2 separate regions of the Homo sapiens genome follow, and region 2 is linked to region 1. A link is a contact called in ENCODE Hi-C or POLR2A ChIA-PET data. All regions are on one chromosome and are shown on one strand. The core of a region is the stretch at or near the end of the contact, and the rest is flanking DNA. Distances in the headings are between cores, read along the strand shown. Region 1 overlaps PGBD5 (piggyBac transposable element derived 5). Region 2 overlaps PGBD5 (piggyBac transposable element derived 5).

What was found. A loop is a pair of places that touch in the nucleus more often than their neighbours do. ChIA-PET counts read pairs that join two places held with the same protein, here RNA polymerase II (POLR2A).
Region 2: a loop to region 1 is called in a map of endothelial cell of hepatic sinusoid, with 7 times the contacts of the local background. The contact joins two enhancer-like sites. A Hi-C loop is called at or near these places in 1 of 168 maps with a recorded cell type or tissue (endothelial cell of hepatic sinusoid). POLR2A ChIA-PET finds 5 or more read pairs at or near these places in 1 of 52 experiments (K562).

What each region holds. Positions count from the first base shown.
Region 1 is chr1:230,318,646-230,323,520 of GRCh38, reverse strand. PGBD5 (piggyBac transposable element derived 5) reads left to right here. Exons shown (of 7, transcript NM_001258311.2): 7 at 1-4,875. The coding sequence ends at 96. Among named protein-coding and RNA genes, the nearest start is that of PGBD5, 110 kb to the left of the region's middle. Within about 2 kb of position 1,250, at least 4 of the 41 ENCODE cell types and tissues checked have a DNase peak (open chromatin) inside an H3K27ac peak, as active enhancers do.
Region 2 is chr1:230,378,038-230,382,822 of GRCh38, reverse strand. All of the region lies in intron 1 of PGBD5 (piggyBac transposable element derived 5), which reads left to right. Among named protein-coding and RNA genes, the nearest start is that of PGBD5, 46 kb to the left of the region's middle. Within about 2 kb of position 1,508, at least 7 of the 41 ENCODE cell types and tissues checked have a DNase peak (open chromatin) inside an H3K27ac peak, as active enhancers do.

The DNA of each region.
Region 1 (4,875 bases), core at 1-2,500:
GACGCCTACCACGTGAAGAGGTACAGCCGGGCGCAGTTTGGAGAGAGACTCGTCAGAGAGCTGCTGGGCTTGGAGGATGCCTCTCCGACCCACTGATGCTGGGGGCGCAGGACTCGGTCAAGGGAGGGGCAAGAGGAGGAGGAGAGCCTGCCGTTCCAACTTGCCCATCAGAGACCCGGACACGGCCTGGTGTGTGGCTTGCTGCCTGGGAGGGATGCACAGGGCCTCTGGAGGGACAGGATGGACCTGGTCAGAGGACGGTTGCTGTCCTCATTTGCATTCCAAGAAGAGCATGTCCTCCCTCGAGAAACAGTGCCGCCGGTGTGATGAGCACTTACACCCACGTTCTCAAGGGCAGATTCTCTCATGACATCCGTGGAGCTTGCGAGGCAGCGTGGACTGGTGACTGTGAAGGAAGGCCCCCGTGGTAGAATGAGCTGGAGCACGCTCTAAGAGAGATGCCTGCTTCCTAAAGATCTACAGCAATCTGGGACGTGGTTCAAGTTCAAGACTTGAAGGAAGCAAAGACGCCCTGCATGGTTACAATGGCTCAGGTGTCAGGGGAGGCCGGAGGGTTTTCCAGCATTTGCCTCATGCCAGCACCTTTGAACCGGTCTCTTAGAAGAAGACACACATCCTGGGTGTACAGTGGTGAAATGGGGAGTGGGTGCCCATTCTGAAAAACGAGGCATTCCTGCTCATTCCCTCTGCTTAGCTGGTGGGCAGGGGAGAGAGGGAAATGCCAAAAACTTGGAGTGAAGGATGATGCTATTTTTTATTTTTAAATATATCTTCAGGTTATTTTCTTACTGTTGCTTCAGATCTAATGTAAAAGGCAGATGTCCCCTCCTCTCCACCCCCGACGCTGACCCCGGCCTCAGTCACGGCTCTTTGCATGATCACAGTTCTGTGTTCTGGCCTGTGGCAGGGCCGGGAAGGGCCGCTGGCTTCCGAACAGACGTGGTTGCTCTCCACGAGGCGCATGGGGAGCCCGCGGGCCCTAAGCTTTGTCGCAGATGTCATCATTGGCAGAATTACTTGTCTTGAAAAATAAGTAGCATTGCTGAAACACACAACCGAATTCTCTACGATGGCCATTTGCTCATTGTCTTTCCTCTGTGTGTAGTGAGTGACCCTGGCAGTGTTTGCCTGCTCAGAGTGGCCCCTCAGAACAACAGGGCTGGCCTTGGAAAAACCCCAAAACAGGACTGTGGTGACAACTCTGGTCAGGTGTGATTTGACATGAGGGCCGGAGGCGGTTGCTGACGGCAGGACTGGAGAGGCTGCGTGCCCGGCACTGGCAGCGAGGCTCGTGTGTCCCCCAGGCAGATCTGGGCACTTTCCCAACCCAGGTTTATGCGTCTCCAGGGAAGCCTCGGTGCCAGAGTGGTGGGCAGATCTGACCATCCCCACAGACCAGAAACAAGGAATTTCTGGGATTACCCAGTCCCCCTTCAACCCAGTTGATGTAACCACCTCATTTTTTACAAATACAGAATCTATTCTACTCAGGCTATGGGCCTCGTCCTCACTCAGTTATTGCGAGTGTTGCTGTCCGCATGCTCCGGGCCCCACGTGGCTCCTGTGCTCTAGATCATGGTGACTCCCCCGCCCTGTGGTTGGAATCGATGCCACGGATTGCAGGCCAAATTTCAGATCGTGTTTCCAAACACCCTTGCTGTGCCCTTTAATGGGATTGAAAGCACTTTTACCACATGGAGAAATATATTTTTAATTTGTGATGCTTTTCTACAAGGTCCACTATTTCTGAGTTTAATGTGTTTCCAACACTTAAGGAGACTCTAATGAAAGCTGATGAATTTTCTTTTCTGTCCAAACAAGTAAAATAAAAATAAAAGTCTATTTAGATGTTGATTCTCCGTTAATACGTGAATTCGTTTAAAAGGTCAGGGAACAGGCGGGGTGCGGTGGCTCATGCCTGTAATCCCAGCACTTTTGGAGGCTGAAGCGGGCGGATCGCTTGAGTCCAGGAGTTTGAGACCAGCATTGGCAACATGGCGAAAGCCCATTTCTACAAAAAATACAAGAATTAGGTGTGGTGGCACATGCCTGCAGTCCCAGCTACTTGGGAGGCTGAGGTGGGAGGATCTCTTGAGCCACTGCACTCCAGCCTGGGTGACAGAGCCAGACCCTGTATCAAGAAAAAAAACAAGGTGAAGGAACAAAAATACAGGCTACTCTTTTAAATACTTGATTTTTTTTGTTATATAATCTGGTGTGTATGATATTAACTGTTCTTGGTGTCTCAAACCACTGAGCAGTTTAAAAAAGAAATGTTTTTGAGTTTGGCTAATAGAAATACCTCTTGATGTTGCAGTTGTATGAGTGCAGTTGTATTTGAGGTGCCTGTTTCATTGAAGACACTAGCAGGCCTGCCTTCCGGCCTGGTGGTTTTCCCTCTTTTCTTCTAGTTTGTGTCGTGTGTCATTCCAGATGAGCAGGAAGAGGTGCTGTTCTGACAGGCAGTGGGTGGCTGCATTCCCCAGTCATGAGAGAATAATTGTAACATTGTAACACTCTGTTTCTAAAATGGCAGCCACCTGTTGTCTGATACATGATGGGAAAAGGCAGCTGTTGAGCCGGGTCTAGGGGAGGCTTCAGTGGCCACTTCAGGTCTCTGGAGGAATGCTGTTGACTGAGAAGAGTTTCTCTTCTCCATCCAGAAGGACAGAATAGCATGTAGGACGGACTGACAGAACCTCCAGGGACCTGGACCTTGCCTTAGAGATGTGATTCAAAGTGGCTTTTTGGAGTGACTCTAGTTGAAGTGCATCTGGTTCCAGTATCTCCCTGGGTTCAACAGCCCTCAGGTTGATTCTTGATTGGCTTTGGAGTAGCTGGCCATCCCTGGGGATGAGGAAAGAGCATCGTAAGTGGTCTTATGACAGAGGGAGCCAGCATGGCCCTGGCTGAGTATATGGGGCTGGCAAGCACCACTGCACACATGGCAAGTGAGAGCCCATTCCACTCAGATCCAGCCACTAAGCCAAGCCGATCCCCTGAGGGATGTCTCTGCTGCAGGCTCTGGAAAAAAAAGATGGAGCAATGAGCTTCCCAGCCTTATGCAAAACAAAACACCCACAAAAACTTCCAAGCTTCTCCAAAGAGAATCTGCATTTCCCTGCAACTCACAGGGAATTGAACCTGCACTGAGCTTCACGGAGTTTATGAGACCTTCCCATTACTGCAGTTGTGTTGAGCGTCCCGTGAGGTCCTTCTTAGGCAAATTTAACTTCATTGAGTGAATGTCTGTTTCTGTTTGGTGCCTACTTGATCAGGTTCCATATTCGACTTTCATTGTCTTTCCCCACACTCTGCTCCCTAAAGAGCCTCGATTTTGGCCAGGTGCGGTGGCTCACACCTGTAATCCCAGCACTTTGGGAGGCCGAGGCAGGCGGATCACAAGGCCAGGAGATTGAGACCAGCCTGGCCAATATGGTGAAACCCCATCTCTACTAAAAATACAAAAATTAGCTGGGTGTGGTGGTGGACACCTGTAGTCCCAGCTACTCGGGAGGCTAAGCAGGAGAATATCTTGAATCCGGGAAGCAGAGGCTGCAGTGAGCCAAGATCGCACCACTGCACTCCAGCCTGGGTGACAGAGCGAGACTCCAACCCCCACCCCGCCACAAAAAAAAAAAAAAAAAAAAAGCCTCGAGTTTGAACAACGTCTTCCCGTGGTCCATGGGACATTATACTAGGGACATCTTTCAAAAGTCAGGCAAGTCATATGGAAAAGTCTTGGTGGCTGGGTCATTCTGAGCAAACACATCCAGTACTGACTAAATCAGATGAGGCTTGGTCACCAAAATTGAGTTAACTCTGCTGCGTGCAAGAAGCAAGAAGATTGCAGGTCCCCAGGACAGAGCCTGGAAGGTTCTGAATCCTTCCTGTGTGGCCCGTGTGTCACCATCCTCCCCAGGGACCCAGGCTCAGCCCCCCCAACAGTGAGGGGGGGTCACCAAGCATCAGGCTGAGAGGAAGCAGGGCAAACCCGGGAGGGCCATGGGGCCTTGCAACTACGCAAGCCTCACACATTCTCCTCCAGTCTGCATTCATGGCAAAAAAAAAACATTTCCCCACTTGCCTGGGATTGGGGCGAGAACAAGTCAACGACACTGATGGGGGAGAAAGGTGACCTTGGGTGTGGTACCTCCCAGATCTGTCTCCTGCATCCTCGCAGGTGCTGTGTTTGAAAGGTATGACAGCGGTGGCTAACAGGCAGGCACACTTCCAGGCGGCTTGGGGTGGCCCTTCTGCCCCAGAGCCTTACTCCTCACAGGGATCCCTGTGGGTTAGGCATGGACTGTCACCACGCCCAGATGGAGTGGTGCAATGGTTCGCCCAGGTAAGCAGACCCGGGTTTGCCTGACGCAGGAGGCCGCGTCCTAACTGCTGTGGGCACTGGCTGTCCTGATTCATCACGAGGACGGGGGATTTTATCCCTGACTTACCTGACAACTTTGTGGGGGATTTTCTCCTTTCCATATCCAATCCTCTCTGCTGATCCGAATACTGAAAACAATCATTATGAGATCCGGGACATCACCCTCCCCCTGGGTCCTTTTCTTGTCCTAGATGGAGATGGGTGTTTTGGAGCTTAACAACTACTGAAGCTGAAGTTAGCCTGGTAGGGAGCCACTATTCTGGGGGGCATTTGGACAGGGCAAGCCCTTGGCCACACCAGACCCTGAGCCAGAAAGAACCATAGCGATTTCCTCACCCAGATGGCCCCAGCTCACAGTATGGGGAGAGTGGGATGGGGTGGGGGAGTGGAGCCAGCTGTGGGGTCTCATCAGAGTGCCCTGGGATCTAGGCCAGAGGCGCCGTCTTCACCCACATGCCAGCTTTGTG
Region 2 (4,785 bases), core at 259-2,758, 59 kb before region 1:
TGTAACCTCAAGACAGTATATAAGCTTCTGTTACTCATTGAAATGTTGGGTCTTCATTCTGAAGACTCCCACATATATACATTAAATAAATGTGTATGCTTTTTCTCCTATAAAAATCTAAAGATGCCTGAACACCTTGCACGTGTTTTCATAACAGACTCACCTCCTCTCAGGTGACCAACCACCCTAGTTTACCTAGGATTGCCCTGGTTTCAGAGCTGAAAATCCGGGGCCTAAGGAAACCCCTTTGTTCTGTGTAAACCTAAATAGCTGGTCACCCTATATCCAGTGGATCAGTGAGCCAGTTCCCTGAGATCAGGGGTGGCCAGCATACAAAAGCCAGAGCTTCCCTTGCCCATCATCAGTGTGGCCTGTTCAGTGCAGTTCAGGTGCTCACAGTTGGCCGCTACAGGCCTGGCAGTCAACAGCTCTTCTCCTCACATGACTATGGAAAAGTCCCCATGAGTGGACATTCCTGAAATTCCATCATTAGGATGTCATTCCTTTACAGGACTCTTGTGTCCTGTTAAAAATTAAAATACTTCAAAATGCCCAGGTAGAGGAACAAATCATTAGTGAGTGCTTTCATCAACAACCACAGGCGATTCTGCAGCGAGACACTCAGGGCTGTCTCTGAGCATGTCCGCGCTCCATGGTTGCCTGCTGGGCTCCTGCTGGCCTAGGAACTGCAGTAGGCAGTAACCACGTGGGCTGACAGGGAAGAATTGGGCAGGACTAAAGCTTACAGTACTAACGTCCAACAGTAGTCCACAGTAGAAAGTTAAAACTTTGCATGAGAAAGATGTAAAGTCTTTGAGAATCCAGAGGAAGGAAGCAATTTTTTTTAAAGCTGTGAATGACAAAAGTTTCATGAAAAGGGTTGCAGCTGAGCTAGATTTTGCCATCTCTGTGAGAGTGGATGTAGGATGGGAGAGGGACAGGAGTGGGTACTGTAGCCCGAGGGCACAGCATGCAGTGATCCCAGCATGCTGGGGTGAAGGGAAGAAAGGAAATGAGGGGAGGGGTGGCTCACACTCTGTCCCGGATGCCCAGCTGTGGAGTTGCAAGGGAAGAGAACACAGACGGCGGCTCCGGGAACCCTGGGCGTGGAGGGTGGCTGGGACTTGGACTAGGCACAAAAGGGTCCCCTGCTCATGGAACAAGGAATTCAGCCAAGTTAGCAGTAGGGACACTGATAGGACAGAAGAAAGTAGTGGGTGGTTTTCTCATCCCACTGCTAAGTGCCTGGGCCAGCCAGGGAGTCTGCTCAGGCAGGGATGGGGTAAGCCTAGGCTGGCAGAGGGTCCAGCCTCTGATCAGGGTTGGGGTGCACAACTGGTCCACTGCAGCGTGAGACATCCAGTGGCGGCCCCTGGCCAAGATGCTGAGACTGAGAAGTGCAGCTCCATCACGGCAGGCCATCTGGGAAGGAGGCTGCTCCAGAGTGCAGGCAGCAGCAGCGTGTGCATGTTCCCCAGGGACACCCAGAGAGTAGGCTGGTTGCCTGGGATGCCAGTCTGTTGGTGCCAGGATTATACTATACCTGAGTGTGCTCACAACCTGGCAGCGGGACATGCTGAGAAAGGAAGTGCTCTGGGCTTGGAGACAGAACTTGGGTTCAGTGCTGGCTCTAACTTTATAGTCCAGGTAAATTTCGCAACCTTGTTTGGCTTTCAGTTTCCTTATCTATAACATGGGCAAAACAATAGGTATTTCAGAGGTTCACTGGGAGAAGGGCAGAAGTGTGTGTGACAGCAGGTTTATAAACTGTAAGCACTGTGCACGTGGATGGTGTTTGCCTCATTGTCACTCCTCTCTAGGGAGAACACGGCCGCAGACGGCCACCCACTCCTGAGCGGGGCTCCCAGAGCCATCCGTGTCCACAGGGCCTAGCACTCTGACTCTTCCCTTTACCGTTTCTGGGTTGATTCCAGCCATTGCCATCTCTTGGGCCACTTCAGCTGCTCCTGTCTTTATTCCACTTAAGCTTTCTCTTGACTGTTGAGCCTTTTGGTGGACAGAGCCCTGCACAAGCTGTGATTGAGCCCAAGACACAGGGTCTTGAAAGCAGAGATTGATGCACCTGGTTCTTGAGTACAGGTGTGGGTGCTGACCTGTATAGCTTCCCTCTTCACCAGGTGTGCATTTGCTTACAGGGTTTTCTTTGGAAACCCTAAAGCCATAACCTGGGCTTGGCATGGATAGTACCTTGCATCTCCTTTCTCCTTCCTGCAGATGCACAGATTCTTGGCAGCAAGAGTGAGGGGCTGTTGCTTATGTCCACTTGGAGAGCCGGGAGGGGAAGGAGGTGCTGGTTCTGCCCAAGACGGTAGTGGTGGGTGTCAGTTTCCACCACAAGTGACCAGCCTTTAGGGTGAGCACCTGGAAGGAACCCTGCAGGGCCCCACTTAGGTATGCCCTGCCCAGAGGGCCCAGCACAGGGAGGCAGAGCGCCCTGTGGCTGCCAGTGACACTGGTCTGGCATCTGAATTAGTAACTCACAGTAGGATTAATTTCTCTGTGTAATTAAGTAAAGGAAAATGGCATGAAAGTACTGCCTGTCTCTTCCACACAGGGCTTTGTTTTCTATCCTGTGATTACAAGGGAAGTCCATTTGACTTAATTAACTTAGAAAGTATCTAGCAGACCCATTCATCTGGAGCTGGCCTCCTATCTGCCTTTGGACAGATGCATCACAAACTCCTACCAGGTGTGTGACATTTGCTGCACTCTGGGTCTGCAAATGTAAATAGCACACGGCCCCTGCTCTGTGGAATTGCCTAGCCCTGTCCAGCTCTGCACAGTAGATAAACATGAAATCAGTAATTACAATCCAGTATGCTGAGGGTAGTAATGAAGAAATGAGGTGCAGGAGCCAGACTTCCTGGGTTCAAATCCCGCCACTTGGGCAAGTCCCTGAATCTCTGGCTTCAGTTTTCTTCATCTGTAAAATGGGGATGATGATAAGATTTCAGAGGGGAGGATGCAGATTAAATGAGCCAACATGTGTCAGTGCCTAGAAAAGCACCTCGCACTGTAGAGGACATGGTTGGTAACTGTTGGCTCTGTTTATCAAATCAGAGAGGTGGATCGATCACTACGAGGGTGCAGAGGAAGGAGGAACTACCTCTGGGGTGCCAACAGGCTAGTTGAGCTGGGTATTGAAGTAGGAATGAGTGTGTGGAAGATGACCAGTTAACAATGCAAGAGCAAGGAGGCCTGAAGGGCATTGCATGCTGGTGAACATGAGTATTTTAGTACAGCTGAAACTGAAAAGGTACAGAAAGTGGAGGTAGGCATTGAAGAGCCAATGGGGCATTTCAGTGAGGGGTATGGTATGATGAGAATTGTGTTTTTGAAAGTTAATTCTAATAATGATGGAAACAGAGTCTGATTAGCAGGCTACTACAGTCAGCCTGAAGAGATCCTGAGGGGACCTGGTGGAGAGCCGGCATCCTGGAATGGGCAGATGGGACTTGGAGAGAGTAATTTGAACGTGGAGCTTGTGGATGGGATGTGGAAGTGGAGGTGAGGAGCAGGGGTTGAAAGGAGGTCGCCAGGGTTGTGGCATGAATTACTAAGTGAATGGGGTGCTGGTCACAAAGCAGGAGAGCAGGTTGGGCAGGCAGCAGGTGGGTGAGGTTTGGCATGCTGGGCGCAGTCTTTCCTCCCCTAGAGTTGGACATCTAGGGATTGGCTCAGGACAGTGGCTGGACTGGAAGTAAGAATCGGAAGTCATGTGAGTGAGGCCATGGTTGGTTGTGAGGCATCAGATGGGTTCCCTTAGGCTCCCCCTAGTCCTTGGGGTGGCTTTGTTGAACAGAAAAACGTCCCCTCAAGGTGGCTGCAGCTCTGCAGGCTCGTGACTTGGCCATCAGCTCCTTTCACCTTGTACATACATCACCTTGGGACCTCAGGCAATGGCTGCTTTCTTTGGGTTGACTCATCAGTGTCTTTATGAAAGACAGTAATATCAACCCTATTCATAGGGTTATTGAGAAGACTGAAGGACTGAAGGCCTGTGAAAGGGTTTCTTATCTCATCCAGACATTATGGTCTTTGCCCATTTCAGGAAATGTTGGCCATGCTGAGATCTACGGGCTGCAAGGGAAGCTTCCATGCTCAGGGCTGTACTGCAGCTCAGAGAAGAGCTTTTATGGGGGCATTTGTCCTTGCAGGGTTTACAGAGAACAGGCAAGAAGTAGGCGGTGGTTCAAACAGAGGTGGAGAGAGAGGTGGCACCTTCCTTCAGAGAACTACACACAATCAGGAGAAATCCCAGCTCCCATCTCCAAGCTATACTACTGATGTCATTTCTTCCCAGACCCTAAAGGCATGCTCAGGTGCTTGTAGGTGAGCATATATGAACTAGCAATGTGGCTCCAGGTAACTGGGAGATTTCTGAATACAGAGAGAAAAGGGATTGAGTTATGACCTTAGGGGATGGAAGACGGGAGGAGGCTATTTTATCTTTGTACTCAGCATTAACTTGACAGCAAATCCTGTTTATGAAGGAACCACCTGATGACCATTTCATTATAATCCCTGCAATGGCAGTGATTTGATTTCTTTGTGCTGTGTTAGATCCTGTGTCTACCGGAGAGGCCAGGGAAGGTGGGCATAGAAGCAGTCCAATACTAGGTCCCATGTGGTAGCTTAAAATCCTCATCACCACCAGGAGGAACATGAACATTCCCAGAATAACTTCTGCTGCTCTTGATTCCAGAAGTAAAAGTATGTTTGGTATTTGTCTGCTAACGTGTGACATGCTCACCTGCTGAGCTT